2 separate regions of the Homo sapiens genome follow, and region 1 is linked to region 2. Evidence: chromatin loops called from intact Hi-C (ENCODE). Cell type or tissue: dorsolateral prefrontal cortex. All regions are shown on one strand. Each heading gives the region's core, and the rest is flanking DNA. Links, peaks and the distances in the headings are about the cores only. Region 1 has its middle 110 kb from the start of LINC00609. Region 2 has its middle 44 kb from the start of LINC00609.

Region 1 (15,440 bases), core at 2,458-10,457, 64 kb before region 2:
GCAACAAGCCAAACCCTGACTCAAATAAAATAAAATAAAATTTAAGTTTATAAAATCTTAAATAGCTTTGGGTGAAGTATGATTAATAAAGAAGGAAATTATGGAGAGAGAAAAAAGAATTTTTTTCCCTTGATTGTGTAATTTGGATTTTCTTTCCAAATAAATAGCTGCTTCCACTAGCCAGGTGGAAGCATCTACGTCTGTGACCACAATGAGGCGCTAGGAAGGTGGTGCACGCAGAGTGTGCCTTGCCCTCAGCATCTCTTCATTTAGCTGCTCCTGAGTTGTATCCTTCATAATAAACTGGTAAGAGTAAGTACAAAATAAAAATTAGCCAGTTGTTTCTCTTACTAACATGACATGAAAATATTTAATTTTCTTAGCGAATTGATGGCAAAATTCCATTTCTGAGGAGTGAAAGATCAAAGATTAACTTTATTATTTAAAAAATAACTTTTTCTAAGTATAAAATTAATTCATTTTCATTATGAAAAATTAGGGGAAAATGAATGTGACATTACATTAAAAATCACAAATAATTTATAAGACCTTCTTGCTTCATAATTAATCTAGCTTGAGGAAAATAGTAGGAAAAACTTACTAGAATTAGAAGGCGAGGAATAGTGAGGGAGAAACCTTCTTTTATATGCCTGCAAAAGAGAAAGAAAAAAAAAATTCTTAGGGCTAGTTAGTGGCTTTGGGGCACCTGTCTCTTTCCCTCTTGGGCCTAGAACTGCTGACCTGGAATATGATTCCCCATAAGACTTTAACATATGTGAGCGAGAGGATTGTGTGGAGACACCTTGGAGCTGAAGTCTTAAAAGGAAGCTCCTGTATGAGAGCTGCCCAGCACCAGCTGCTGGCTTGGTGACCAGATACAGTGAGGCACCAGGAGGGCCCCTGTGCAGGGTCAGATAGACGATGTGGGTCCCTGAGAATTCCCTCCATGAAAATCATTCGTCTTTAAACGAGATCAGAACAAGTTCTTGGGGCCTACTCTTTAGTTGGGAGTTCCCCAGTGTTATCATTCTGGAATATTTAAAAAATCATGGCTGGGCACTGTGGCTCACGCCTGTAATCTCAACTTTGGGAGGCCAAGGCGGGCAGAGCACGAGGTCAAGAGCTCAAAACCATGCTGACCAACATGGTGAAACCCCGTCTCTACTAAAAATATAAAAACTAGCCCGGCGTGGTGGCATGCACCTGTAGTCCCAGCTACTTGGGAGGCTGAGGCAGGAGGATCGCTTGAACCCAGGAGGCGGAGGTTGCAGTGAGCCAAGATCACGCCACTGCACTCCAGCCTGGGTGACAGAGTGAGACTCCATCTAAATAATAATAATAATAATAATAATAATAATCCATGTGGGTTGAGTTCATGTGTGTGTGTGTATGTACACTGTATGCTTTGGACTTTATCTTCCAGTAAAATTATAACTTTGAAAAGTTAGCTGAGGTGATAAGATATGCTATACTTTTTTTTGTATGCTATTTTTCATTTGGGAGTGGAGAAATGGTTTTCAAGGAGCTGAAGAACTAAAGTAGTATATTTTATATATTACTTCTGTATATTTTGACTTGTAGTGAGTAGCCAAGCAAAATCTTGGGCCCTCTGAGAAGGCTGAGGTTGTCATGCAAATGACCTTGCTCTGCAGACTCTCACCAGCAATTAAGGATTAGGAATCTGGGAGGCTTCAGTACTGGTTCGTCTTGATGTAAAGTTTGGATGATAGTGGGACTCTAATTTTGGGCTATTCTTCCATGTGAATGTGTGGGAATCATGTATATTTGTGAATAATTCAGAAACTCAGGGGTCTTAAAGTGAATTTTAAAATTATAAAAATCCTAACTTTTCAGTTCCTTTTATGTGTCTTCCCAGAAATATCTGTTTAGAAGGAAAACTTGGGAGCTGGTCCATCATCTTTTTTCTTTCATTTGCCGTGATTAGGGGAAGAGGGGCTACAGAATTGGTTTGGTCATCACCTCTTCATAATTTAGTTGTGATTCAAGATGTTCTCTTATGAGAAGTAGCAATATGCGGCCATAATGTGACATCTGTTTTGCACAATCAAAACATTCCTTTGCTGAGCTCAAATGCCCTTTTAGTGCTTCTGGGATAAGCCCCGAGAAAATGCTTTATCTGCTTCTGTACATCCATGAGGAAATAAACGGCTTTAAGAAAGCTTCTCAACTGGAGGTGTAACTCTAAGAAAAATTGGAACAAACGCTCACTTCATCTCTCACCCAAAATGTCTTCTGCAAACTTATTCAAAGAGCCTCAGAACCAGAAAGAGAAGGAGGCATATCTACACAATGTATCTGGAGATTGGAAGCTGGAGGCAGGATTGAATTGCCAGTGAACTTTGCACTGTGATTTCATATTGAAGTGGCTGCATCTGTGCCACCTGTGGATGGCATGATTGGAGCATTAGTCCTTGCTCAGCCTCCGCACCATTGATAACTCTGCTTAACATCGCCACAGCGGAAGCTTTGTTGGAAGCCGCAGTCACTTTGCTTCGGCAATGGTGTACATTGGTGCCCCATTCAACCTTTTTTTCTGACATTAGCACATTTGAATGGGCCACCAGTGAAGCCATTCAGCGAGAACATGCAACCGGGGTTTCTGGGTGGCCTAGAGCTGAGCTGAGAATTCTCATTAATGGACTGCAAGACTTAGCCTATTGAGGTACATGAACTCAGTGACCAAAGAAAAGTGAGACAAAGATGTCCCTCACAGGAACACGTAGGTCAGAAGTGGACAAAAGCAGACACGGACCAGTCAAAGCTATTTGATTACTGAGCTGAAAAGGGAACACCGACCGATCCCTGTGGTGGGGCAGCACAGCTGATTTGAGGGAAATCTCCAAATGCCCGCACACTCTGAGAGTGAGGCATTTACTAGAATTGCAGGTGGTGTGTGAAGTTATTTTTAAAATGTTTTTTCTTCCACTTGTCTTTGTGGTAATTTCCTATTTGACAGTACTTAGAAAAGGCCCCAAATAACTAGAATGAAAAGAAAGGGCAAAATTGAACTGGAAAAAGCATGCTTAAAAGTGAAAGGTGATCACGGGCAACATTCCCCCTACTGCTGGTCCTCTGAGCTACTTTCAAGCTCTTAGGGACTAGAAAATGTTCTTTGAGAGCCAGAACTTTTGCATGTTTAGGATTATAACTTTAATACATTAGCATAATTTCAAAACTTTTTTACTCTAAGATATAGGATAAAAAATGTAAGTATGAAATTTTGCAAAAAGATAAAGGAAAAGCATCACTGGAAAAGTTTAAGAAATCAGTTTGGGATCTATGAACATGGTCAGTAATAGCATGCTTAACTCGAATTAATCCCATGCTCTTGCTTGTTGAGGTATACATTTCTGTGGGAGATATATTAGTCCCTTGTACTCAATGTGATCTGTGCAAATATCCAGAGAGCTAATACTTAGATGCATATGAAGTTTGAAAAGCATTCTGCAATTTTTCCAAATGGCATTTAAATAACTATACTAATATTAGGTTGGTGCAAAAGTAATGGCAAAAATCGCAATTACTTTTGCACCAACCTAGTAATTCATTCCAAACCAAGTTTAATTATTAGGACTTGGTTAAAAACTTTACAGCTTCTTGAGATAGCAATATATTTTAAAATGTTCAAAATGTTGGCGTTATGAGATTTGGGGAACCTAAAAATACCTATAATCCAGTTCTTTTTATAAAAGGAAAAGGGAAGAAAATGTGTTTTTTATCCCATCATGCATAATGCAACTATTTTTTTGAGGAAGAGATACAATTTAAAAAGTGTGGCCGAGGGTAAAGGAAGAGACACGTTTTAACAAGAGTCATATCCATTTATATTGAAACAACTTCATGGAGGAGAGGACTTCAGGGTCCATTTAACCTAGCTCTTCTGTTGTATCCATAGTGTTATTGAAGCCTACAGAGGTTTAGCAGGCTGCCAATGGCCCACCCAGCACCTGGATTTAAAAGTAACACTTCATCTTGTTATGGGAATTGTTTCATTAGAGCAGTTATAAGTCGTTTCTCATTAAGGGGCTAGAATCCTTAAATTTATGATTTGTTCTGCATGTTAAATTTAATAAACGTAAAATAGATTTATATGCTGCATACATATCTGTTATGATACTTCTAGTAAATATTTCCCTAACTGTTTAAAGCTCTAGTAAAAGCTAACAAGAACAACATCAAAAGTGGCCGTTCCCCAAAAACAAACCTTTGAGACAATCTAGCTTTGCCTTTTTGAGAATTTTTTAAGTCAGTTCCCTTTCTCTTACCTTCATACTGTCAGAGGTGTTTGAACCAAAGTGACTCCATCTTTAATAGGGGCTGGGTAAAATGAGGCTGAGACCTGCTGGGTCGCATTCTAGGTGGTTAGGCATTCTTAGTCACAGGATGAGATAGGAGCTCCGCTCAAGATATAGGTCACAAAGACCTTGCTGATAAAACAGGATGCGATAAAGAAACCAGCCAAAAACACATGGTTACAAAACTGACCTATGGTCATCCTTGCTGCTCATTATATGCTAATTACAATGGATTAGCATGCTAAGCAACACTCCCACCAGTGCCATGCCAGTTTACAAATGCCATGGCAACACCCAGAAGTTACCCTATATGGTCTAAAATAGGGAGGGACCCTCAATTCCAGGAAATTCCTGCCGCTTTCCAGGAAAATTCATGAATAATCTACCCCTTGTTTAGCATATAATCAAGAAATATCCAGAAAAAAAATAACCAACCAGCAGCCCTTAGGGCCGCTCTGCCTATGGAGTAGCCATTCTTTTCTTCCTTTACTTTCCTGATAAATTTGCTTTCACTTTACCCTGTAGACTTGCCTGGAATTCTTTCTTGGATGAGATCCAAGAACCCTCTCTTGGGGTGTGGATTGGGACCACTTTCTGGTAATAATAAGAACTCTTTAATTTTCTTTTGGCATATCTTATCTAGTTCACTTCTAATATTTCTCCTTTAGGCTACTTCAAAATGTGTAGGCAAAATACTTTTTTCCACCTATGTTGTATTACTTAGAAGAATCTTCTCCTGGAAATTCTTCAACTTGAGGCTTCAGTTGTTTTTTAGTGAAGAGGTCCAGAATATGCCACACCCAAAAATACCACTTTGGCATAAGGATTACTTTAAGCTGAAGGCAACTGAAGAAACAGCAGACCCAGGAAAAGTTCTTTGCCCTCCCTGCTTCTGTCTAAAAGCAGGGCATAAATTTCTCTTTGTAAAGGTGACAGAAATTGCTATTTGTAAAAGCATTTCCCTCTCCCATTCCAGGAAGACCAGAGAGGGCACAGAGAAGAGTGTGCATAACAAACCTTTCTAAACAACCTTTATCCATCATATATTTCCTAGTCACCTTCCCACAATTTATTACACCACCCCTAGGAGCTCAAACCCACTTTCCTTTGTCTAGTCACTTCTCTATAATTTATTGCCTTTTCTTAAAATGGTATATAAGCCCCCTGTCTAACTGCTTCTTTGGGTTTTTACTTATTTTCTGTGAAGCCCCTCACACATAACATGTGAACTCAATAACTATTTATGCTTTTCTCCTGTTAATCTGTCTTTTGCCAGTTTAATTCATAGGCCCCCAAATAGTGAACCTGAGAGGGAAAAGTTTTTTCCTCCCCTACACTAGCTAATCACTAAATTATCACTCCTTTTGCTCCAATCAAGTCCATGTATGTTTTTTTACCTTCAGTTTCCAGCTGTTAGTGCATGGTGCTTCCATGTTGTCTTGCCCAATATGGTTTTATTTCATTTGAATTATTCTTTTTAGTTAAAAATTTACTTGCAAATGCTTTACTATTAGTCACACATGTGTTGGCAATGAGTGAAAATGGGCCCACTAGGAGACACTGTAACATCATCTTTGTTATTGTTTTTGGAGGGCATGGCTTAGGATTAGAAGAAATGAGAATTTGTTTATACAATTTGAAACTGTCTATTCAATAAGTAATTGAATCTTTAGGGTCTCTTTTAAGGACAATGACTTTAAATATCTAAATTTTGTTTGAAGATACTGCCAAAGCAAAGTTGGGATAAATCATCAGATTATTATCTACTGAAATTTTATCTAAATCTAAGCTTTTTATCATATAGATTAATGGAAATAGGAATTCACTTGGGCGTTCATATCTTTGTTTTATTTTTCCACCGAAGAATCTGCTGGGTTTGGATTTATTACTATATTAGAGATATAATAATAGTTTCCATTTAGCTAATAATACTATGTGTGAGAAACCATACTAAATATTTGACATGCATTCTCTAATCCTCATAACAACCCTATGAAGTAGGCACTTTACTATCTGTGTTTGACAGATGGGGAAACTTCAGCTTTGAAAAGCTAAGTAACTTGGCCATGGTTACTTGGTTATTAAGTAAGGAATTGGATAAAGAGTTCTTAGAAATGGTTTAGCCCTGGTTCCTTTAAAGAAACAAAGTCTTATTTATAATTGTATCTTTTTTATTTTTATTTTTTTTCTGAGACGGAGTCTCGCTCTGTCGCCCAGGCTGGAGTGCAGTGGTGTGATCTCAGCTCACTGCAACCTCTGCCTCCCTGGTTCAAGTGATTCTCCTGCCTCAGCCTCCTGAGTAGCTGGGATTACAGGCCCAGCTAATTTTTTGTATTTTTAGTAGAGACGAGGTTTCACCGTGTTAGCCAGGATGGGCTTGATCTCCTGACCTCAGGTGATCCACCCGCCTCGGCCTCCCAAAGTGCGGGGATTACAGGCATGAGCCACCACGCCGGGCCTATAATTATATCTTATTATGCCCTATGAGTGCCCTTTCTCTTTACTATATTAATGACACATGATGCTTTCCCAGTAGTTCAAGGTCAGTAAATGTACAGCCAAGGGCAGGGAAAATGTATATGGATATGTCAGACCACCAAGTTGTAGCTAAGACTCATGGTCACAGCGGCCTTCATGTGGAAGATGCAGGGAGGAGCGTGCTCAACTTTCAGCCCAGTGCCTGGGTACATTCATATTAGGAACTTGTTTGCCAACATTGGCAGCTGGCTAGATGGAGGTGATAAAACGCTCTTGTTCTCATTTCTTATTATGCTCACTGATTCTGACCTCTGGTCCCACAGATCTCCTTCTTTTATCCTTCAGGTGTTCTGCCCTCTGTTTTGATTTCTCTGGGACACAAATGAAATTATTTTCTGAATTGTGAAAGTCCACATTATCAACTAATGCACTGTTACTGTCACGTTTCTGCTGTTTGGATGCTTGTTCTATTGTGAAAACTTACCCAAACTTGGGGTTTAGGAAAAGGCCTTTTATAGTTTTCGTCAACTGAAGAAAGAGCAGCATTAGGTATAATTATACATTTTGATAAAGTAAAGCACAAACCTGTCATGTTTTATGTTAACAGCCTACATGATGGTGATCTTACAAATGGTCTGAAGTTAGCAGCTCATGGGAGAAGGCTGACATGTTAAAACACAAATTTACCTAATCTGACACTTCAGGTTACTCCAAGGCGGGTGGAAATTTGGCAGCAACGGCTTGTGCCATTGCCCTAAGGAGAAACAAAATATAAACCTTTTACAATCTCCCTGGGAATTTTTTTTAAAAACTTGAGGCCCAAGTCCTACCTCAGACCAACAAAATAAAAATGATCTGGGGATGGGGTTCAGGGATCGGACTTTTTAAAAGCCTCCCCAGGCAATTCTAATGTTCAGCCATAGTTGAGAAGTGCTGATCAGGCATAACGTACAGATGAAATATTATCATGTGTAACATTGTACAGGGTTCTTTGGGAGATATAGAAATCAGGAAAGACGTGGTTCTTGCCTTCAAGGAACTTTTGATTTGGATGAAAAGACTCTTGCCACAAAAATGGTTACTAATAATATAATGCAGTCACTCACTGTTAGTAAGTGATGTCATAGTTTTAGTGGAGACTGCTTTCCAGAGTGTGTAGCTTCCAATCCCTATCCTCCTACCATCAGTGATAATAATTGCCTCCTGAGATTTTATATGCCCCATTTAATCTTCTCAACTGCTTATCAGTTAGGTATTATTCCCATTTCACTGCAGAAAAACTAAACCTTAAAGATATTGTTGTTTGTATAAAGTCTGAGAGACAAGTTTTGAACCCAGGTCTGTTGGGAACAAATATCCACGCTTGCTAACCATTAGGTTATACCATTTGGTCTCGGTAGATGCATAGTCGATAATAGCTAGAGTGAACTGTAGGCCATAAAATGTTTCTGAGCACTTTAGTATAGTTATATTTCTTAATTATTTTTTTAAACTGCAAATTAAAAAAAATTAAATCACAGAAAAGTTGAAAGAATAATACATTGAACATTGTATACCCTTTACAACTACATCCATCAATTATTAACATTTCACTACCTCTGCTTTATTTTGCTCCCTATTTATTTATTTACTTATTTAGAGACAGGGTCTCACTCTGTCACCCAGGCTAGAGTGCAGTAGCGCAATCTTGGCTCGTTGAAACCTGCGCTGCCCCTGGGCTCAAGCAATCCTACCACCTCAGCCTTCTGAGTAGCTGGGACCACAGATGTGCACCACCACTCCCGGCTAATTTTTGTATTTTTAGTAGAGATGGGCTTTTACCATGTTGTCCAGGCTGATCTTGAACTCTTGAGCTCAAACGATCCACCTGCTTCGGCCTCCCAAAGTGCTGGGATTATAGGTGTGAGCAACTGTGCCTGGTCCCCATTTATTTATATATGTATATATGTATCCTTTTTCTGTTATTATTGAACCACTTGAAGTTGCAGACATTGTGATACTTCACCCAGTGATACTTTGGTTTGCGCTATCTAAGTGTAAAGACAATTTTCTATATACCCATTACACTGTTCATACCGAAGACAATTAATGTGAATTCAGTTTTGTCATCTAACATGCAGCCCATTAAAAATTTCCCCAGTTATACCCAATATATCTATTTAGGTGCTTTTGTTGACCCAAGATCCTATGAAAGTTGGTTAATTCTGTGGTTGTAATGTTTAGAAACTTTTAGTCTAGAAGGGGTCTACGACTTCTTTTATTTATGATATTGACTCTGTTTTAATGATCTAGGCCAGTTGCCTTGCAAAAATGTCTCCTCTTTGGGGATTTGTCTGATTGTTTTCTCACAGTTAGGCTCAGGTTAAACATTCTTTGCAAGACTATTGGATAGGTCATGTGTATTTCTTATTGGATCCACCAGGAGGCACACACCAGGCTGTCCTACTGTTGATGATGCTAAGTTTGATTGCTTGGTTAGGAAGGTAATGTCATGCCTAATTTCCCTATTGTAAAGTTAACCTATGTGGTCATATTTTAAAACCATAATCTTTGACCTAGTGGTTTTGGTATCCACTGATCATTTTTACATTGGTGGTTGAAAAATGGTGATTTTCTAACTCTATCATTTCCTCAATATTTTTTAGTTGGTGTATTAGTCTGCTTGGGCTGCCAAACGAAACACCACAATCTGGGTGGCGTAAATGGAAATTTATTTTCTCATAGTTCTGGAGGCTAGAAAGTCAAGATCAATGTGCTGCCAGGGTTGGTTTCTGGCGTGGCCTCTCTTCCTGGTTTATAGATGCCACCTTCTCACTTTGTCCTCACAGGATCTCTTCTCTGTGTATATGCATGGGGGGGAAGAGGGAGAGAGGGAGAGAGGGGGGAGAGAAGGGGGTAGAGAGAGAGAGAGAGAGAGAGAGAGAAAGCATGAGAGAGCCCTTTGGTGTGTTCTTCTTATAAGATACCAGTTCTGTTGAATTAGGGCCCAATCCTTAGGGCCTCGTTTAACCTTAATTACCTCCCTAAAGATCCTCTTTCCAAATACAGTCACATTGGGGGTTAAAGCTTTAACCTACAAATGTTGGTGGGGATGTAATTCAGCCCATAACAGTTGGTATTCTTCTGTAAAGCGGAGCTTTCTTTTATTTTTCCCTTACCTCCTCCTCCTTCTCTTTTCTCCCCATCTCTGCCGCCCTGTTTTCTTCTAAGTATTGCTATGGACTCATGCATTTATTTTTTATTTAATGTGATAATCTATCTCTGTCATTATTCATTTTAATGATCAAATTGTCCAAGATATGGACAGTGGGAGCTCCTTCAAATTAGTTCTTGTGTCCTTTTGACATGCCTCTATTAGTATGTAAGCACTTTCTTGCTTTCTTGAACAACAAGATATTCCAGGTTGCCTTGTATTTTCCCTATTCCAACCATTTTTGGAATCAGCCATTTCTCCAAGTAACCCTGGTTCCTTTTAGTGGGAAACGGTATTTAGAAACACAATCTGTGTGTTTGTTGTTACTAGTTATGATTACCCTCTAAACCAGTTATTTTTAATAAAGTTCTCTATATTATACCTATAGAACCTGTGCCAACGAAGGCTTTATTGAATTAGAGACTAACTCTTCAAGAGTACAATCAGGCATTTAATAAGCATTTGGAAAGCCTTTGATTGGCTTGGGACATAACATGCACTTAGTATATTGACAAAAGAAAGAAAGAATGAATGAATGGCCTTGGGTCATGGGTTTTTCTTGATCTGCTGGGAGGGTCTTCTAACTCCAGTGAATTCGCGCAGGCTGTGGTGAGTGGAGGAGATTGGGATCAATCCTAATGTATTATCTACATTTTCAGCATGTATCACTCTCTCCCATTATTGAGAAAAGTCCAGATTCCCATCTCCTGAGCCTCTATAAGCTCTTACGGCTGTTTTTCCAGGAAATGAATCTGTGGTGCCTCCAACTCTTCGTTTGTGTTTCTCAGTGCATCCCCTCAGGTTTCTAGGGCGATGAGCTGACTTATCTTGAAAGAAATACTTGAAATTTTTTCCCTAGTTTTACAAAGCAGATAGCTAAGGAATTTTTTTTCACAGATGAAGAGAATCCAGTTAAAATGAAGCAAGGAATACAGATTTCAGAGCACTTGAGAATCTCGTACATTTAATATCTATTCTGAGGAGCAAGGATTCAGTAGCAACCACTCTTTGAGGATCTATTTACTGTCAAAGTGTAATTGGATTTTGATATAGCAGTTCATTTTGATGGGGGTGGGGATGGGAAGGTGATTACAAAGTAACAAACAAAATGTAAGCGATGGGACCTTTGATTTATTTATCTTTTCTTGCTCCTGGATCTTTACAGATACTGGGAATAAACCCCTTATCCCCCACAGTGGTCTTAGAAAACAAGGCATACACTTCAACTACTTCTGCTGTGAATAATCCATTGAATCCAAACAGTATTATACTAGATTCATCAGTGTTCACACAAAGGTCATATCCTTACATATCTCTTTGAATTTGTGGGACACATATGGTGTACCACTTCTATAGAAGAAATATTTTCATTTTAGAATTCAACTTTTATAACCTTTGGCAACATGTAGTATCAATGGCTCTTTGTTGTTCAAAAAAAAAGTAAAACTGTAAGCTATCCCCAAGGATATTCAGGGCGTTGCTATAGCAACAGAATCTGCCTCCCAGCACCACAAGAGAAGCTATGAATAAAAGATGGTGTTCTAAGGACAACAGAATAGAAGAGGTTGTTTCGATCCTTCTAATACCTGATATTTGCTGTTATTTTGTTAAATGCAAAATAAAAATCTTGGGGAAAGGCCCAGTTTCAATATAGAAAAGGATGAATTTCTATATTGTACTTCAGATGTTGTGAGGAAAAAGACATGCTTTCTGAATAGTATCAGCCTGTGGTAGGAAGACCAGGGAAGGGCCAAAATATTTGATTTATATATTTTTCTGTTTAGTTTTGTACTTCAGGTGAAGAACCTCAAAGACAAATGTGTTAATCAGAAATACAAAAGAATGGGATTATTTTAAATTCTGACCCAAAATAGTTTCCTGATTCCATATTTAAACACAAGCATACTTTACATAAAGGTACCATAAAACAAAATGTTCTAATTTCAGCTTGCATTGTTTATTCTGAATCCAATTCTTTCATGTATACCTACTTGGTCATCGATTTTTAATGGTTTCAACATAGCTACCTATCTACCTACCAACCTAGCTATGTTTCATGATACTGGGTATTTTAGGACCCAAATCTGAAGGTGAAACACAAGGTTTCAGTTGATTCAGAAGTGAACGAACTTTGAACCTCTCTATTCCCTCCCTCCTCACCCACATGTACATATGTATATCTTGCCACTTGTGTCTTCATATCATGTTTAGTTTTTATGAAGCTTATTTTGTTGTATGAAGCTATTGGTAAAATGTTATTCAGAGAGGAGGTGAAGAACTTACCCCTCTGTAAGTGCTTATTTTCAAAATATTCAGAGCTACATAAAATTACTGCCAGAAAATATGACTATTAGAGCAAATGGAATGCTATAGACTAAATCGTATCCCTCAAAAATCATGTGACTAACCCCCAATGTGACTTTATGGACATATGGCCTTTATGGAAGTAATTATGACTAAATGAGGTCATAAGGGTAGGGCCCTGATCTGATAGGATTAGTGTCCTTGAAGAGTAGGACACCAGAGCTTGCTTTCTCTTCACTTGCAGACATGAAGAAAAGGCAATGTGAGGTTACATCAAGAAGGCGGCTGTCTATAAGCTAGGAAGGGAGCCCTCACTAGAAATTGACCATGCTGGCTTCCTAATATTGGACTTTCAGCCTCCAAAACTGTGAGAAAATAAATTTCTGTTGTTCAGGCCACACAGTTTATGGTATTTTGTGATGGCGGCCCAAGCTGACTAATACTCCTGTATTAAAATTATAATATTTTGTATAATTATTTTCTTAATTTTCCATCAAAGTATAGCTCTGTTTGTGGGGGAAACAGGCAGGTGCACAAATAATCTTAAAGTTTCTCTAGAACTTTTGTTTTGCTTTTATCACCTTGGCAACTTTACACAATTAGTAATCTAAAGGTTACTTAGTTATCAAATGTGTGTCTCAAAAACATAATTTTGGCTATGATATCTAGAAAATGTGACCTTTGTTTTGGTTGGAATAATTTTCCCACTGAATTCATGGATAAGTACAATTATAGGAGCTTAAGGAAAATGTAGCATTTTGTTTTTGAGCTTTATTTTAGTTTAGGTGTAGGTAGATAATGTTTGGGAAGGATGGACTTGTAGATTGTGTATTAGTACTAATCTTATAAGAATAAATTCTGGGTAAGCATTGTCCAAATTTCAGAGACTTCCCTTATTGTTGTTAATTCTCCTTGGATCCTTCCATCATTTAAAGTCTCCAGGGATATTTTGATTAGTAAGGAATCTATTCAATCGAGCTGATTATATGACTTGGCTGTTTCTCTGACTCTTAAAACTAGGCAATACACCAAAATGTTAATAATGTGTGGTGAGAACAGTGGTGGGAACATGGGCAATTTTCTCTCCTTACTTTTCCACTTATTGTCTAAATTTTGTATAAGCAGTCATTACTTTCATAATGGAAAAATAATAGAGTGAAAAAATACTAGATATTAGAAGAACTTAACAAAAATTTCATCTTCTTTCAAAAAGAATTTGAGGTAGTTTACAGTAAAAGACATTTGAGGTACCATAAAGCTAGACAAGCTAGAAATTAGAAATCTAAAATTATGAAAAGAGGAGGAAAGTAAATACTTCAATGAGATTTAATAATGGTAACTGAACATTTTAGTAACCGAATGTTGTAGTTAGCACTGAGCTTCCTGACAGTCAAGAAAAAGCGATACTGGATTAGAGAATTCTCACTATCCAATCAAAAGAAAGTATATAGTATTTTGTAGAAGAACATTTTTTCCTTGATAAACTCTTAAAAGGAATTTGCCATAGTATGTTCTTATTTGTGTAAAACATAAAAAGGATATATTTACATGCTTGTAAATTCAGAGAAAATGTCTGGAACCTAGTATGTTTATTGTGGCACTATTCACAATAGCAAAGACTTGGAACCAACCCAAATGTCCAACAATGATAGACTGGATTAAGAAAATGTGGCAGATACACTCCATGGAATACTATGCAGCCATAAAAAATGATGAGTTCATGTCCTTAGTAGGGACATGGATGAAGCTGGAAACCATAATTCTCAGCAAACTATCACAAGGACAAAAAACCAGACACCGCATGTTCTCACTCATAGGTGGGAATTGAACAATGAGAACACTTGGACACAGGAAGGGGAACATCACACACCGGGGACTGTTGTGGGGTGGGGGGAGGGGGGAGGGATAGAATTAGGAGATATACCTAATGTTAAATGACGAGTAAATGGGTGCAGCACACCAGCATGGCACACGTATACACATGTAACAAACCTGCACATTGTGCACATGTACCCTAGAACTTCAAGTATAATAAAAATATAAAAAAAAACTACTGACGATAATATAATGTCTTTAGTCACTTTTGCTGTTTAGCACAACTTCTTGCTTCTTTTGATGACAGTGTCCACCTTCCTTAAGGGAACTGCTTTTCTTCCATTCAGTCATGAGTTTCTGAGCACTGCCAACCACAATAGTTCTAATTGACCTAAACCAAGCCAATTAGAGCATGCCCCTGGAATTTTTCTAAGGGGGAAAAAAATCTCTTTTCCTGTTGGATGATGGTGATGGAAGGCTATGGTCCCCCATCACTGGAAGTCCTGTTCTCCTCCACCGGAGAAAAGTGAGAGAATGACTAACAGATCATAGAAGCAGAGATAAGAAGTTTACACCCCATGTTCCATTCCCTGTGGCCCTTGGGACTGCCCTTCCCATTCCTCTCTTGTATTCCACTTCAAGCTACAGGTCTTGCATTTGCAATGAAAAGAATCCTGACTCCTTGATTGCTTCTAGGGGTTAGAATTGTGTGGGTAGGAAAGAAGATAGATGTGGGAGCTTTTCTATTGCTTAAAAACATTTTTTGTAACAACATGCATAAATTACTTTTATAATAAAAATGCCAGTAGAAATAACAAGGAATTTATCGTGAGAAAATCTGTGCAAGGGACATTGAACAATATAGAGATCAGTACCTCAGAAAAGACTTTAAAGCAAATGCTCCAGGGTTTTGTTCATGTCTCTTTCTCATATTGGGCTTTGTTAAAATCTGAGAATAACACTGAAGAGGTACTCAGTGAAGGAACCAAGTTAATGTGGTAACTTATACTAGATTACATGGTAGAATATTTAGAGAAGTGGACAGAGAATAAATCTCAGGCTATCAACCTTTCAACTCAATGGCCTTCCACCAGAACTGGAGAGCAGTCAATCCCAGGTGAACTTTTCTGGTGAGAAGTAAGTGTGCATATACTGTTGAAGGTACAGTGATATGATTTGGATTAAAGATGAGCATATGGCAGGGGTGACATATTTGGTTCTGCTCTTACCTGAATGAAGGGTCACGTCACTTGCAAATGGAGGTGAGTCACTCAGGTGTTTATGGTGGGGTCACGTTTTTCTTCAAGAGGCAACTTCAGATCTGCTCAAATCCT
Region 2 (15,440 bases), core at 2,518-10,517:
CTTCTCTGAATCAAATATCCTGGTCATTCCACTGTGGGGCATTATACGTTTCCATCATAGACCTTATCACAGATTGCAATGATTTACCTGTTAATGTACTTGTCTGTCTGCATCACTAGACTGTAAGCTCCCTGAGGCCAGGGATTATGCCTTCTTCAGCATTCTACTCTTCTAACCTCAATACCTAGCACAGTACCTGATATGCAGTAAGCCCTCAATACATATTTTAACACTAAACAAATAATGAGTAGCTGCCAAACACGATGCTCCATGGAATGGCACTGTGTCTTTGTATAAGCTAGCAAATCAGTGAAAGATTTTGTTCATTGCATTTATGGTAACTGTGCTCTGTGCCAGTTGTCCTCAGGATACCTTTACATAATTAAAAACATTTAAAAGCTATTTAATAGTTAAAATCATGCAAAAATACTAAAAATAATGTAAACTGTATATTCTGCCATAATGGATATCTTGGGATTTGTCATGCAGGTAGTATATTTCAAGAACTTCTATCCATAATGTGTATCATGCTTGCTTCATTTAAAATCAGTACTGAGATGTAGTTTCCTTATCCTGAAAAACATCTTTAATAAAGACGATTGCACTTTGAGGGAGATGACCCTCCTTTCCTAAGGATTCCTTTCAGACTCTCCAGGAGTGGAGGGTAGCTCTCAGTTACAAATCCTTCTCTGGTAGGCCTTGGATTGTAACAGTCTCGTTGGAGGTTACAAAAGACAACTTTCTCTGTTGCATCAGCTTACAAAAGACAGTTATTCTAAAACAAGTACTGCAGATCGCTTAGTAAAATATCTGCCGGATGTGGTTGTAAGTCATCTTATGAACATGCTACATGTGGTACTGAGAACAGGGTATGTTTCTGAAAGAGCAGCTGCCTCTCATTTCATCTGACCCTATATTGATTCATCGTATTTACTGGATTCAATGGCCGGCTTAGTTGCATTGGAACATGGGCCTGATGCCTGCCTGTTGACAGCTCTGGCTGTCTGGGTGCCTTTCATTTTTATCCCTTTGATTATCAAGCAGTTTTGTGTTATTGATAAATTACAGGTATGGTACTCAGAGGGAGGATGGGGCCAGCTCAGAGTGAATGGCGGTGCCCTTGGGTCTGATGCTTACTTGGATTCCTCCATCTAGACAATTCTATGTAGTGGAAGGTGTGTTTATGGGATTAGTTATTAATCACAAAACAGGATAGGAGTTACTTGACTGCTAATTATAACATTGGATGAGCACATAAAAATCATCATCATAAATAATATCATCCCTGTAGAACCCTTCACATGAAATCAGTCCTGTCAGACAAACAGTTATTTACATAACACAAAATCTTTAAAAAATCCTAAAAAAAAACAACCAAACAAGCAAAATGTGTGTATAGAACCTAATAAAAATTAGTACCTTAAAAAAATCACTGCAAGCTATGTTTTCTGTAATTATATCAAACCCTAGAGTTCTAACCATGTAATAGTAATTTTTTAGTGTTTTTGCCGTTATTGTCCTTTTGATTTACTTAACTATGTCTAACTTGAACAAACAATGTTAAGTGGGGAAACAGATGCGATTAAATAGTCTGTAATTATGTTTTTAGTCAACTGCCACCATCACAGACTCCTCCTGCTCTTCGGACCAGAAAAAAAAAGTGACCTAACTGATTTCACCAACTGCTTTGCCAGGCCCTGATGCAGAATAGATGGCCTTATTAAGCAATCAAAAAATCAGCCATTACAGAGGAATGGTAATCAACAGTGTTTATACAGCCCACACACTAGCCCCACAATACACAATCAGGACCGTGAATTCTGCTAATTGGGTACCTTCTGTGTCCAGAGGTGCCTGCAAAGGGAAACAAAAGGGACTTGAAAATTAGTGTTTGTAGCAATTAGTTTCTGTCTAAAGGCTTAACCCAGTTCAGGGAAACCATGATTCAAACAGGGATTATTATAGCAACTCTGGTATTTAAATGTCTTCTGCCATTATTTGAGGTAGGATTTAGCTTTGGCAAAAGTAACGTCGATTCATCTTCTTTTTAAAATTTACTTAAAATGATTTTTGTTTTGAACTTTTCAAAAATCAAAACCATTAAGCCATTTGCTGCTTTAAATTTTCTGGCATTGAGTATTGTGTGTGTATGTGTGTGTGTGTTTATATCTTAGGATCTTGTTCAAGACCAGCTGAAAAGACTGTTAAATACATGTATTGTTGGGAAGCTCTGCTCCGAGGAATAAAATAGTCGAGTTTGTTGTGCCATTATTTCTCTCAGAATGATCTGTAGTTTAGTGGGAACCACAGGGTGTAATTCTTGGTGAGGGAAAAAGGGACAGCAAGTGTTTTATTTAGAAATGTATGTACGAATTCACATTCTAAGTAATAGCGCTAAAATAGTCCAGGAGGAGAATGTAGAGTCTCTGTGTGTATTTCATCTGAGTAAACTAGCAGGGCATTTCCAAATGGGCCCCACTGAAAGCCCAATGGATTTTATAAAATTGATTACAAAAAGCCTTTTGCCCTTTTCTTCCCTTTTAGTCTTTAGCATTTCTGACGTACTAATCAGATAGACAAATCTCCATGCTTTGCTTCTGTCTTTATAGACTCCCTGCTGTACATGCTCAAAGGGCAAATTAACAGTAGCACAATTCAAGGGACCTCTTCACCTCCCATAGACAGCATCAGCTGCAGGTTCTTGCTGTCCTGAAGCTCTCCACATGGTTATAGAAGGATCATAACAATGAAGAAAAATAAAAGATTAGGGAGGGGAAGGGGAAAACCTAATGATTCAGAAGAAAACCAAAAAAAAATCGGTGTTTCACTTTCTGTGATTTAAAGGCTACATGAGGAAATGGCAGTTTGTCTTTTTAAATTTATTAATCATTTGCTCTCTCTAGTTACTTAAATGATGGTTCACCATTGTGTCAATAAGTATAGTAAAAATTGTATTATTAACACCAAATTTCACATTATTAAGACAGAAATTATTGAAAGAATATTGGTACTTTGAAAACAATCAGAATGATAAGTATGATAGATTTGGAGACACTGTAACAACATTTTACTCCTGACTGATTACATTACATATTGATATTAGTGAGCATCAGTATGTAGTGCAATCAGTCAGGAGAAAATGAGTGAAATGTGAACTAATGAGAGCTAATTGTATCACATAATAGCAAGGACACAGAATTCTACCAATTAAATTAGTTTGAGATGAGACAAATATGAATATAATAATGTTTATAATAATGAAGCAATTAGAGCTAATGAAATAAACGTTAATAAAGACTAGGATCCCTAGCCCATTTCTGCCCTTCTCCTTCTAATTCCTCCAAACTTTGAGTTGTGTTGTATTCACTGGAATCTTTTCAGCCACTGATGCTTGTTTCTTTGTATGTTGGAAGCTATAGGGATGAATAGAAACCTTCGTTATCTGCATGTTTCTTGCTGTCAGCCCTGTAGAAGGCTCCTCATGGTCTGGTGTATTTCTTGGCAAGGTACCCCTTTCCCTCTGATGAATAAATCATGCCTTGTTCCAAAGAGCTTTTACTTTTACTTTCATATACTGTCTTTTCTTTACCTGGGTTAGAAAATTGGTACTTCTTGGTGTCAACATTGATCTCTCTTGACGTATTGGAGAGTTAACTGCTCAGGTCTAGTGCCTCTCCGTTGTGTAATTCAACTGGATTTTGCTTATTAGACACTTCTTTGGTGTCCTTAAGTCTTTGATGATCATGCTACTTAGTACCCAGATACAGAGAGTCTCAACTGGGATGGCAAAGCCTGTTTCTTAAATATCTGATTAGGAATGTACTCTCCAGGAGAAATTACACTGATGTCTCTCAGGAGATAGTTTTGGAGACCCAACTTCAGTCTGGCAGACTATTGAAATCAGCGAAACAATCAGGAACCATATTCTGTATTACAATTTAGATTTCAGCCTAAATGTCTATTTTGCTGAGCATCTTATAGAACAGTGGGTATGGGTATTAGGGAAGATGATACAGCGGTATATTTCTGATCAGCTTCGAAACTCGCCCATTTAGTGAAGACTACTACTTTCCAAGGAATGATGCATTAATACAAATTATGGATTAAGAAAAAAGTATTTTCTGTGGTGCATGCCTATTCTAATATGAACACTGCATTGGTAATTAATGGCAGTCTTGAAAGATTTTAGTAATTTCTTCTTGATTATCTATTTGGATGTTACTCTGGTTGGTGTATTTATATTTATTCTCAATCTAGGCTAGTTAGTAAATAACATTTGGCCATTAAATTAGGTGGTACTCTGTGCTGTGAAAGTTCCAACAAACTTTCTCATTTGGCTACCGTGTTTCTATCATGTATATTATTGTGTTTTTGCTTTTGCTTTTGTATTACATTAAAAAGACATCAGAACGAGCTGTGAGTTAATGTTTCACTTATAAAAGGTTATGGATTACTCTCAGCTGGTTTCTCAGGCTGACACAGAGTTCATGATTAGAAGAATGAAAACAAACATGAATTGAAAATGTCACTAACCTTTATTGGGCTCTGAGAATCCCGGAGTCTGCGTGACAGGAGGCTTTCCTGTTTTCAGCAGTATAAAGAAGATTGAAACAAAACAGCACGGATCCTGGCTATTTACATCTTTTAATGAATGCTCTTCACGTTTGGGTTCCTTTGTCTGTCTCCCAGTTTTCAAGGGTTTAGCTGTGAAAAGTGCGGATGGTATCACATACTCTTATAAACCATGGAGCAGACATCTGTCTAGGATGCTTTTTCCTCCAAATTACGCTCAGTGTAAAGGGCATATATACAGCTGTGCATGTATAAAGTAGCCAGTTATCCACTCTCAATGTTCACCAGCACTGAGATGGAAAGTATTTTCAAATACACTATTAGTAAAGCTGTGTGTTTATGTGGGTGTGTGGTGAAGGGATATTTAAGATGAAATCTATCTTACATATGATGGGCCCATTAGGTTTGAATCTGATAGTGCTGTCTTTAAAAACCTTTTACTAATGGTAAACCCTAAACCCCAGGACCTCATTAGACTAGAGAAAGTAAAATGAGCTGAAACAGTCTGTTTACATGAACCATTGAGTATCCAGAGATTAAACTGTGATACAAGAGATAATAAACACATTTGACCAGCAATAATTTGTTTGAGCTTTAAGTTTCTATTAAGAATCCCTGTCTTTGTTTCTATACAGTGATTTGGGCTTGGTTGTTCTTGACCTATATATGAATAACCTTACAGTATCTGAAACATATGTATATTTTTCTTTCCCCCTTAATTTCTCTCCCTGCTACCTCTTGATCTGGCATACCTTGTGACAAATTGTACTATATTTTTTGCTGATTTCATATGTAATTTGAGAAAATATTCTATGATGATCACTAAGGAGATCTCAAAGCATATTCCTTTAAACTGCAAATATATAGTGGGTGAGGAATTTTAGACTTTTACAAAGGCATTTACTTGTTCCCAAATTAAAGTGAGTTCTATAGCCCCATGCTTAGTCCAAAATTATTTCAAATACTGGTATTTCATGGTGTAACTTTGGCCTACAATACAGATTTAATGACATTCGTTGGTGGAGTATAAGTGTTTTGGAAACAAATCTATTCCTTTGTATTCTCAGTTTATCTAATTACATATTATTCTTTGAACCCAGAATTTGTTTTTCATTTTAAAAGAAGATTGAAGTAATCCTTTGGCCAGAATAAAATTTCATTTAAAAATATGGAGCATTTTCTGTTTTTATTTTATAATAGTCTTAGAAAAATTATATCTAATTAATAATAACATAATAAAGCAAAACTTATGCCCAAATATTGATTGTTAAGATTAACATTATTTTTTTTCTAAAGAGTTCAGTGTTTTTTAGAAAGATCACTTCTAGGTGATCACTTGGAAGATTTTCTCTTGATTTATTTTTATTTTTACAGGTACATAGTAGGCATATATATTTATAGGGTAGATTAGATACTTTGATATAGGCATACAATGTATAATAATCACATCAGGGTAAATGGGGTACCTATCACCTCAAGCATTTATCCTTACTTTGTGTTAAAATCATTCCAAATACACTCTTTTAGTTCTTTAAAAATGTACAATATTGTTGATTATAGTCACTCTGTTTTGCTAGCAAATGTTAGATCTTATTCATTCTACCTAGCTATATTTTTGTAACCACTAACCCTCCCCACTTCCCTGCCTTCTCCCTCCATTACCCTTCCAGCCTCTGGTAACCATCATTCTACTCTCTATCTCCATGAGTTCATTGTTTTAATTTTTAGCTCCCACAAATAAGTGAGAGCATGTGATGTTTGTTTTCTCATGCCTGGCTTATTTCACTTAACATAATGTCCTCCAGTTCCATCCATGTTGTTACAAATGTCAGGGTCTCATTCTTTTTTTATGACTGAATAGTACTCCCTTATGTATATGTCCTACATTTTCTTTATCTATTCATCTGTTGATGAACACTTGGGGTGCTTCCATATCCTGGCTATTGTGAATAGTGCTGCTATAAACATGGGAGTGTGGATATCTCTGATATACTGATTTCCTTTCTTTTGGGTATATACCTAGCAGTGGGATTGCTGGATCATATGGTAGATTATATTCTAGTTTTTGAGGAACCTCCAAACTGTTCTCCATAGTGGTTTTACCTAATTTACATTCCCATCAACATTATAAGAGGGTTCCCTTTTCTTCACACCATTGCCAGAGTTTGTTATTGCCTGTCTGTGGATACAAGCTTTTTTAATTGGGGTGAGATAATATCTCATTATAGTTTTGATTTGCATTTCTCTGATAATCAATGATGTGGAGCAACTTTTTATATGCCTGTTTACCATTCGTATGTCTTCTTTTGAGAAATGTCTATTCAGATTTTTTAAAATCCCATTATTAATCGGATTATTAAATTTTTCCTACAGCATTGTTTGAGTTCCTTATATATTCTGATTATTAACCCCTTGTCAGATGGGTCATTGGCAAACTACCCATTTTCTCTCATTCTGTGGGTTGTCCCTTCACTTTGTCAATTATTTCCTTTGCTGCACAGAAGCTTTTTAACTTGATGTCCATTTTTTCTTGGCTTGCTTGTGCTTGTTAGGTATTACTCAAGAAATCTTTGCTATTGTAGACCAATGTCCTGGATAATTTCTCCAATGTCTTTCTTTTAGTAGTTTCATAGTTTGAGGTTTTAGATGTAAGCCTTTAATCCATTTTGATTTGATTTTTGTATATGGAGAGAGATGGGGATCTAGTTTCATTCTTCTGCATGTGGATATCCAGTTATCCTAGCACCATTTATTTGAAGAGACTCTTTTCTACAATGTACGTCCTTGGCACCTTTGTTGAAATGAGTTCACTGTAGGTGTATGGATTAATTTCTAGGTTCTCTGTTCTGTTCCATTAGTCTATAAGATGAATATATATATATATATATATATATATTTTTTTTTTTTTTTGAGACGGAGTCTCACTCTGTCACCCAGGCTGGAGTGCAGTGGCGCGATCTTGGCTCACTGCAAGTTCTGCCTCCCGGGTTCACGCCATTCTCCTGCCTCAGCCTCCCAAGTAGCTGGGACTACAGGCGCCCGCCACCACGCCTGGCTAATTTTTTGTATTTTTAGTAGAGACGGGGTTTCACTGTGTTAGCCAGGATGGTCTTGATCTCCTGACCTCGTGATCCACCCGCCTTGGCCTCCCAAAGTGCTGGGATTACAGGCATGAGCCACCGCGCCCGGCCAAGATGAACATTATTTTTAAGCACGAAGTTAGAAAACTTGGTGAAAAGAAAGTTACTATTTTTGGTACTTGTTTGGCTCAAAAGTGAGAATTTTATTATTGCTTCAATTTAAAAGATTTATGTATACATATAATATTATCTTATTTTAGAACAATCAAATGAGCTTTTTCAATTTAAAATGTTTCCTACTTGGGAAAATATACAGGTTTTTCAGAGAAAGCAAATCACTCAGGCTTAAATTGGAAGGATTGTGGGTCAGGAACCTGGTTCCAGTTTTGATCTTGCCGCTCTTGATGATTTATGCAATGTTGAAAGTCACCTAAACTTGCTTTCTTCAAATTTCCTTTCCTTCTTTCTCTTCTTTCTTTCTTTCTTTCTTTTTTTTTGAAACAGAGTCTCACTTTCTTGCCTAGGCTGGAGTGCAATGGCGCGATCTCGGCTCCTGCAACCTCCGCTTCCCAAGTTCAAGCAATTCTCCTGCCTCAGCCTCCCAAGTAGCTGAGACTGCAGGCACCTGCCACCACGCCCGGCTAATTTTTTGTATTTTTAGTAGAGACGGGGTTTCACCAATTTGGCCAGGCTGGTCTTGAACTCCTGACCTCAAGTCATCCACCCACCTTGGCCTCCCAAAGTGCTGGGATTATAGGCGTGAGCCACCATGCCTGGCCCAGTGTTCACTTTGACAGAATGTGAAAACATCTCAAATTGAAGACATTATGAAATAAGCCAGTCACAAGACAACAAATATTGTATTAGTCCCCTTATATGAGGGACCTAGAGTAGTCAAATTTTATAAAGACAGAAAGTAGAATGGTGGTTGTCTGGGAGGGAATATGGAATTATTGTTTAATGGATACAGTGTTTTAGTTTGGGAAGATGAAGTTCTGGAGATAGAAGGTGGTAATTGTTGCACAACAATGTGAATGTATTTAATGCCATTAAATTGTTCACTTAAAAATGGTTAAAGCTGTGAATTTTATGATTTGTATATTTTACCACAGAATTCTTTTTATTGTCAACGTTACCAATGACCTGGAAGGTGTCAAATCCAATGCTCAGATTCACCACACTGAATCCCTCAGCATCATTTAACACGGAAAATCTTCCCCACTTCTTTAAGTATTTTCTTCATTTGGTTTCCAGAGAATCGTAGTGTCTTAGTTTTGTGGTTTCTTTCTTTCCCTGTCTCTTCCTTTCTTTCAGTGGCTGCTCCTTCCCAGTTCTCTTTGCCGTATCCTCCTCCTCTTAGTGATGCCAAATGCTTGGGAGGCCTCTTCTCTGCATATCTAAACTTGCTCTTCATGTGATCTGTCCAGTCTCATGACTTTAAATATCTACATGCAGATGACTCACATTTGTATCTTCAACCCCTGCTTTTCCCCTTATGTAGACACTATTTTAAACATCTTCATTTATATGTCTAATAGACATTTCATATTTAACATTTAAAACACAGGTTGATTTATTTTTTCTCCTAAACCTGCTTTTCACCCACTGTTTACCATCTCAATAGCTGGCAAAACTCTTTACCTGGTTTCACATGACAAAAATAAATAAATAAATAGATAAATCTGAGATCATTATGACTCTTCTCTTCTTTTACATCATGTATCTGTTCCATTAAAAAAAATCCTGTTGGTAGTGCTACCTTCAAAATAAATCCCAAATCTGATCACTTGTGACCATTTCTATTTCTGGTACACTGGTCTAAGCCACCCCTATCTTTTTCCTGGAACTTAGCATTGGTTTCCTAACTAGTCTCCCTGCTGCTTCTACTCTTGCTGCTTCTCCCTCCTTCAAGTCTCTTCTCTTCCTAGCACCTCTAGTGCTCCTATAAAAATCTAAATCTGATCATGGCAAATACTCTAATTCTTCCAATCCCACTTAGAGGAAACTGTAGGAATAAATATTTTGATTCTTTTAGAAAAATACTGATATTCCTCTTATCAAGCAGAGTTTGGTTAATGCTATGGCCTGAATGTGTCCCTGCCCCCACCCCCATATGTTGAAGCCTAAATTCATAATCAGGGAGTATTAAGAGGTGGAGCCTTTGGGAGGTGATTAGGTTATGAGGGCTCCGCCTTAATAAAAGAGGCTTGAGGGAGCCTGTTTGCCCCTTCTACCTTGTGAGGACAGGTGGAATGCGCCATCTAGGGGAGATGGGTTCTCACCAGACACCGGATTGGCTGGTGCCTTGATCTTGGACTTCCCAGCCTCCAGAACTGTGAGAAATAAATTTCTGTTGTTTATAAGCTGCTCAGTCTAAGGTATTTTGTTATAGCAGCCCAAATGGAGTAAGACAATCAAATTTGTTATATGATTCTTTTAGCCCACGTATTCTTTTTGTTGGGATATAATCCAGAATTTATAGAGAAGGAGTGTTTTGTTGATAAACAGTTTCTTACTATCTTTTCCTCAGATCACCCATTTCTCTTAAGTGGCCTGGTCATGTAGTGATGATAGTAAAACTGGTTAAAAAAAAATCATGCCCACGTCTCTTATCTTTCACTATTTTCAACACACTTACAAGATTAGAATGGAAATAAGGTGACATTTATATTAACTTTTTGCTTAGTGGTGCCAAATTAAAGAGTAGATTAATACGCTTACCTTGCTTTTTTGCCAATGATTTTTTTAAGCTTTTTTTGTTCTCCTAGTAGGTTCTTTTGACTCTTCAGTATTTTGGTTAGGCCTCTTTTTTTTTTTTTCAAATTTTCGTCCTGTACCATTATTTATTTCTTTTTCCATCCAGGTTACTAACAGTGAGTCTGAGTGATCCTGTTTTTCAACCTCTCTTAGATTCTGGGGCCTTGTACATCCACAACAACAGCCATACAGGTCTTAACGATGGGGTAGCAACATCTAAAGTATGGTCATTGGAAAGGACACTTATCTATCATGTTCTTTCCTGGGTTGTCATTTAAGGCTGCTTTCTGCAGCATACTTTCTGGTATTTGATTCCAATTTGTTTTAAGGATCCCATATAATTGGACCTCCATCCTTTGGGTAAAGAAAACAGCTCTTTCAGGGAGCAGTCAATTAACCACCCTCAGCCATGCATGGTGCCTTAATAGTGTGGGCAGGGAATTGAGTTACTCTCAACTACTCGCAGGAATATGCCCAACTTAGCCTAATAGTTCCTTGGTTGGTGCATAGTTTGTTAAATCTCCTATGGGAGGCAAAGACTTTATAATTTTTCTGATACTTAATAGAGTAGCTTCAGAGTAAATCTAGTGGTATTTTTCTGAAGTTGTACTCATATTTGAGCTGTTTAACAAGAGAGTAACGTCTCCTAATTTGTCCGGGTCGTGCTCTAGAGAGAAGCTCTTTTTCTTTACAGGATGTAAACTGGATTTCTTAAATCACAAAAAGCACTGACCTAATTTTTTTGTCTCAGTTTTTTTTTTTTTTTGAGCTCTTGTGACCTTGGGGTGATGAATTTTGGTGAGGTGGGAGCAAGGTGTGACAGCATTTGTGGAGGAAAAGGTAGAGCTGGCAGGTCTCAAATTGGCTTCTAAGAGTGTCCCAGTGTCCCAGCCTGACTCACAAGGTGCCTGCTGCAGTTCTGAAACTTTCAGCACCTTGAAATGGTGTTAATTATTTGGATATTGCTTGACTCCTTCCAACCCCTTTAGGTCTTAGAAAAAAGAAAAGATATGATTTTATTGGTGGTGAGGGTGGCTAAATATACACCACTAGAAAATGACATTTTCTATTTTCTCAGCCCAGGCAAGCAATTAACGAGCAAGCTTTCCTGTATGCTTTTCCCCATATTGGACCTGGTGAGACCATGTCTGGCCTCAGCTAAATAGCTTGTGATATGCCTGATTGATACTCTTGGAAAAGGGAAAAGTATTCCAGCAAGGAATCCAAATATAGCACACAGTTATTTAGACTAGCCTACGGCTATGCTAACTGTAACTCTAAACTTAGACATATTCTGGAACCACATGATGCTTTTGTTGGTGATTTTGGGGTGAGTGTTGTGCATTTTTATGTCTCTTCAGGTGGAGGTGCCTAGGCAAAAATGTACTAGACTAAGTCTAGTTTTCTGTGCTCTCATTATATATGTGATAATTGACTCATTTTTTTTACTTTTAATCTTATGAGGAATGCCCTTTGCTAATGTTTCATGAAAAGCTATGGCTGGCCGGGCATGGTGGCTCACGCCTGTAATGCCAGCACTTTGGGAGGCCGAGGTGGGCGGATCACCTGTGCTCAAGAGTCAGAGATCAGCCTGGGTAACGTGGTGAAACCCGGTCTCTACTAAAAAGACAAAATAATTAGCTGGACGTGGTGGCACACACTTGTAATCCTAGCTACTCAGGAGGCTGAGGCACAAGAATTGCTTGAACCTGGGAGTGGAGGTTGCAGTGAGCCGAGATCATGCCACTGCACTCCAGTCTTGGCGACAGAGCAAGACTCTGTCGAAAAGAAAAAAAAAGAAAAAAAGAAAAGCCATGGCTGAAATATAGAACTCACAAAGGTTTACTCTGTTGTTACTAAAGTGCTGAGCACTGATCTGTAAGCCTATGCAAAGACATTGTAGGATGGGCAGCTTATCCCTTTGCTGATTGCTGTAAATTTTACTGAACACCCTAGTAAATTGTACTTGCCACCAAACTAATTCTTGGTTATTGTTGCTGCAAATATCTCTGCTCTCATGGAGCTTATAATCTGGTGGGAAAATATACAACAAACAAACAATTGTATACATAGGTGATTCCCATTGTAATAAGTCTTTCTTCATATGGTGGTTTAGACTTTAAAAAATATTTTTCTCTCCAGATTTTCCAATTTCTTAATAAGACACAATTTTTTGAATTATTAAAAGAAATTCAATTTTTTTTTTGAGACAGTCTCACTCTGTTGCCCAGGATGGAGATTAGTGGTGTGATCTCAGCTCACTGCAATCTCTGCCTCCTGGGTTCAAGAGATTATCCTGCCTCAGACTCCCAAGTAGCTGGGATTACAGGTGTGCACCACCACGCCCAGCTAATTTTTGTATTTTTAGTAGAGACAGGGTTTCACCATGTTGGCCAGGCTGGTATCAAACTCCTGACCTCGTGATCCGCCCACCTTGGCCTCCCATAGTGCTGAGATTACAGGTGTGAGCCACCACGCCCAGCAGAAACTCTCTTCTTTTCAAGCAGTGTTTCTATATCCAAATTTGGCTTTTTTGATAAAATGAAACTAGGTGCTGACTCTGTACTTGTATGCTGTTGGAAATAAATATCAGAGATTTAGTGATATAATACAACTTGAGAATTGTTTGGTACTCCTCTGTATAAACTGAAAATCCTCTAAATCATTTAATAAATATTTATTGAGGGGTTTATTTATGCATGTCACTGTGCCAGGCCCTTTAGGGGATGCATAATGTATCTGCAAAGTGCTTCATATATAATAAGTGATATAAGACTTGTAAAAAATAACTATAGTATAAGGCAGTCTGTGACAAATGTCTTAAGAATGAAAAAAAAGAATAATAAATCAGATAAAAGAGATGTTTCCATTTGATTACATGAGTGATCAAGGAGGCTTTATGAATGGAGTCATGTTTCAATTGGCCTTGAAGGATGGATAGATTTAATTTAAAAATCCAATAGTAACAGCTCATTTAAAAACTTGGAACGTATATAAAACCATAAAGAAGAAAACAAAATTATCCATAATGACACAACTCAGACACAGACACTGTTCTCAGGTGTATCTTTTTCTAGTTTTTGTTGTACACAGACATACATAATTAGGAGTATATTATTCATATAGTTAGGTGACTTATTTTTTCATTTCAATTATATCTTAATCATTTCTTTATTATTAAACAGTTTTAGAAAATGTCATTTTAAACTTATACATAGTTTTCCATCCTATGCATTTCTGATGGACAGACTGAGTCGATGGATAAAGATATAGAAAATGTCATGCAGACTAAAGGAATGGTACTAGGGAGTTTAATGAAAGGATTTTGAGCAATAGAGTGACAGTCAACATGTGGAGAAGATGGTCCAGCAGCCACATTAGGATGGTTTGGAATGAACTGAGCCTGCAGCAGGGAGATGATGCTAGGGCTCAGTTACATTAGCCTGAGTGTCAATTTATGTGAGACTAAATGGAAGAACTAGAATGGAGATGTAAGAGAAGAGGAAGAAAGCATGGGAAATGCTGTGGCGGAAGATCTGAGAAGACGCAGTGACTTATGAAAGTAGAGGGAAAGGGGAAAGAAACAGTCCCAGAGAATCTCAAGGTTTCTAGCATATGGGGTTGGGAGAGGGATTGTACTATTATCAGAAATGTAGACTTCAGAAGGTGAGCTGCACTTGAGAAACTGAGAAATGCCATTTGCTGGAAATTTTCGTTTTATGCCCCTGGAATTTGATATGCCAAACAAAGAGATAAGAATATTTAGCTGGCAACTAAAATACAAGATTAAATCTTATGAGAGAAATGGGGATGAAAATAACTGGTAGTCATTCATTCATTTTTTTCATGTATGCATAAATGCTTTAATGAATGTTTATTGAGCATCGAGCATCATTTATTTCTCCCAGATTTTCTTTTTTTCTTTATTTTTTTTTGAGACAGAGTCTCGCTCTGTCACCCAGGCTGGAGCGCAGTGGCGCGATCCCGGCTGACTGCAAGCTCCGCCTCCCAGGTTCACACCATTCTCCTGCCTCAGCCTCCCGAGTAGCTGGGACTATAGGCGCCCACCCCCACGCCCGGCTAATTATTTTGTATTTTTTTTTAAGTAGAGATGGGGTTTCACTGTGTTAGCCAGGATGGTCTTGATCTCCTGACCTTGTGATCTACCCGCCTTGGCCTCCCAAAGTGCTGTATTTCTCCCAGATTTTCAAATCTGCTAAGTTTTAAACATTTCAACTACTGTATATTTTTTAATTTTCAAGAGCTGTTTAATTTCTGATTGTCCATTGTTCTTGCTTCACGGATACGTGTATTTTCTTAACTCTGTGAGGTATTATAATTTATTTGAAGTTATTTCCAGCTCTATATTTTGTCTATTTTTTTCAGCTTCTTTCTTTTTTACCTGTTTGTTTTGGTCTCTGAGGCTGTCTATTGTAAGAGCTAGTTAGACACCAGAAGGCTGATTGGAAGGGGTGTGTGTGTGTGTGTGTGTGTGTGTGTGTGTGTGTGTGTGTGTTGGTGGTGGTGGTGGTAAGGCTTGTTGGCTAGTGGGCTTCCCTGTGAGACTATTTGGTGATCTGAAGTTCTGGGTTTAGTTTTTTCCAGAGACAGGTGCTCCATGTTCTGCCCTGGGTGTGTGTTAGTTGGGACGGTAGATTTGGGCTTGGGGAGAAGAGGTAGAACTCTGGCTGTTGCTTTTCTGAGGTTCTGTGGGAGAAGAGAACTTGGGCGGAGGGTACCACCATTTTGTATGGAACCTTCATTAATTCTTTCATTTTCAGTTCTGGCTCTGTGTCTGGTGTCTCTCAGTCTGGAGCCTGAAGATAGTTTTTGATTTCCCTTTTGATTTCTTCTTTGACGCATGGGTTGTTCAGGAGTGTGCAGTTTTGTTTTAATGCATTTGTGAATTTTCCTCTTGTTACTGATTTCTGGTAAACATTTTGTTCAGAAAAGATACTCAATGATTTTAATATTCTTGAATTTGGTAAGCTTGTTTTTTGGCCTAACATATTGTCTGTCCTGAAGAATGTC

What was found. A loop is a pair of places that touch in the nucleus more often than their neighbours do. Peaks named below come from ENCODE experiments on the same cell type or tissue, not always from the same donor. Only the 100,000 strongest peaks of a DNase experiment are listed, where the experiment ranks them.
Region 1: a loop joins it to region 2, with 2.3 times the contacts of the local background. A loop is called at or near these places in 3 of 110 quality-filtered maps.

The regions. Positions count from the first base shown.
Region 1 is chr14:35,954,160-35,969,599 of GRCh38, forward strand. No RefSeq gene overlaps it. Among named protein-coding and RNA genes, the nearest start is that of LINC00609, 110 kb to the right of the region's middle. In dorsolateral prefrontal cortex, for the core only: CTCF peaks have their summits at 5,849 and 6,052; no DNase peak of the experiment used is centred there; H3K27ac peaks cover 1,989 bases.
Region 2 is chr14:36,018,498-36,033,937 of GRCh38, forward strand. No RefSeq gene overlaps it. Among named protein-coding and RNA genes, the nearest start is that of LINC00609, 44 kb to the right of the region's middle. In dorsolateral prefrontal cortex, for the core only: no CTCF peak of the experiment used is centred there; no DNase peak of the experiment used is centred there; H3K4me3 peaks cover 2,786 bases; H3K27ac peaks cover 3,460 bases.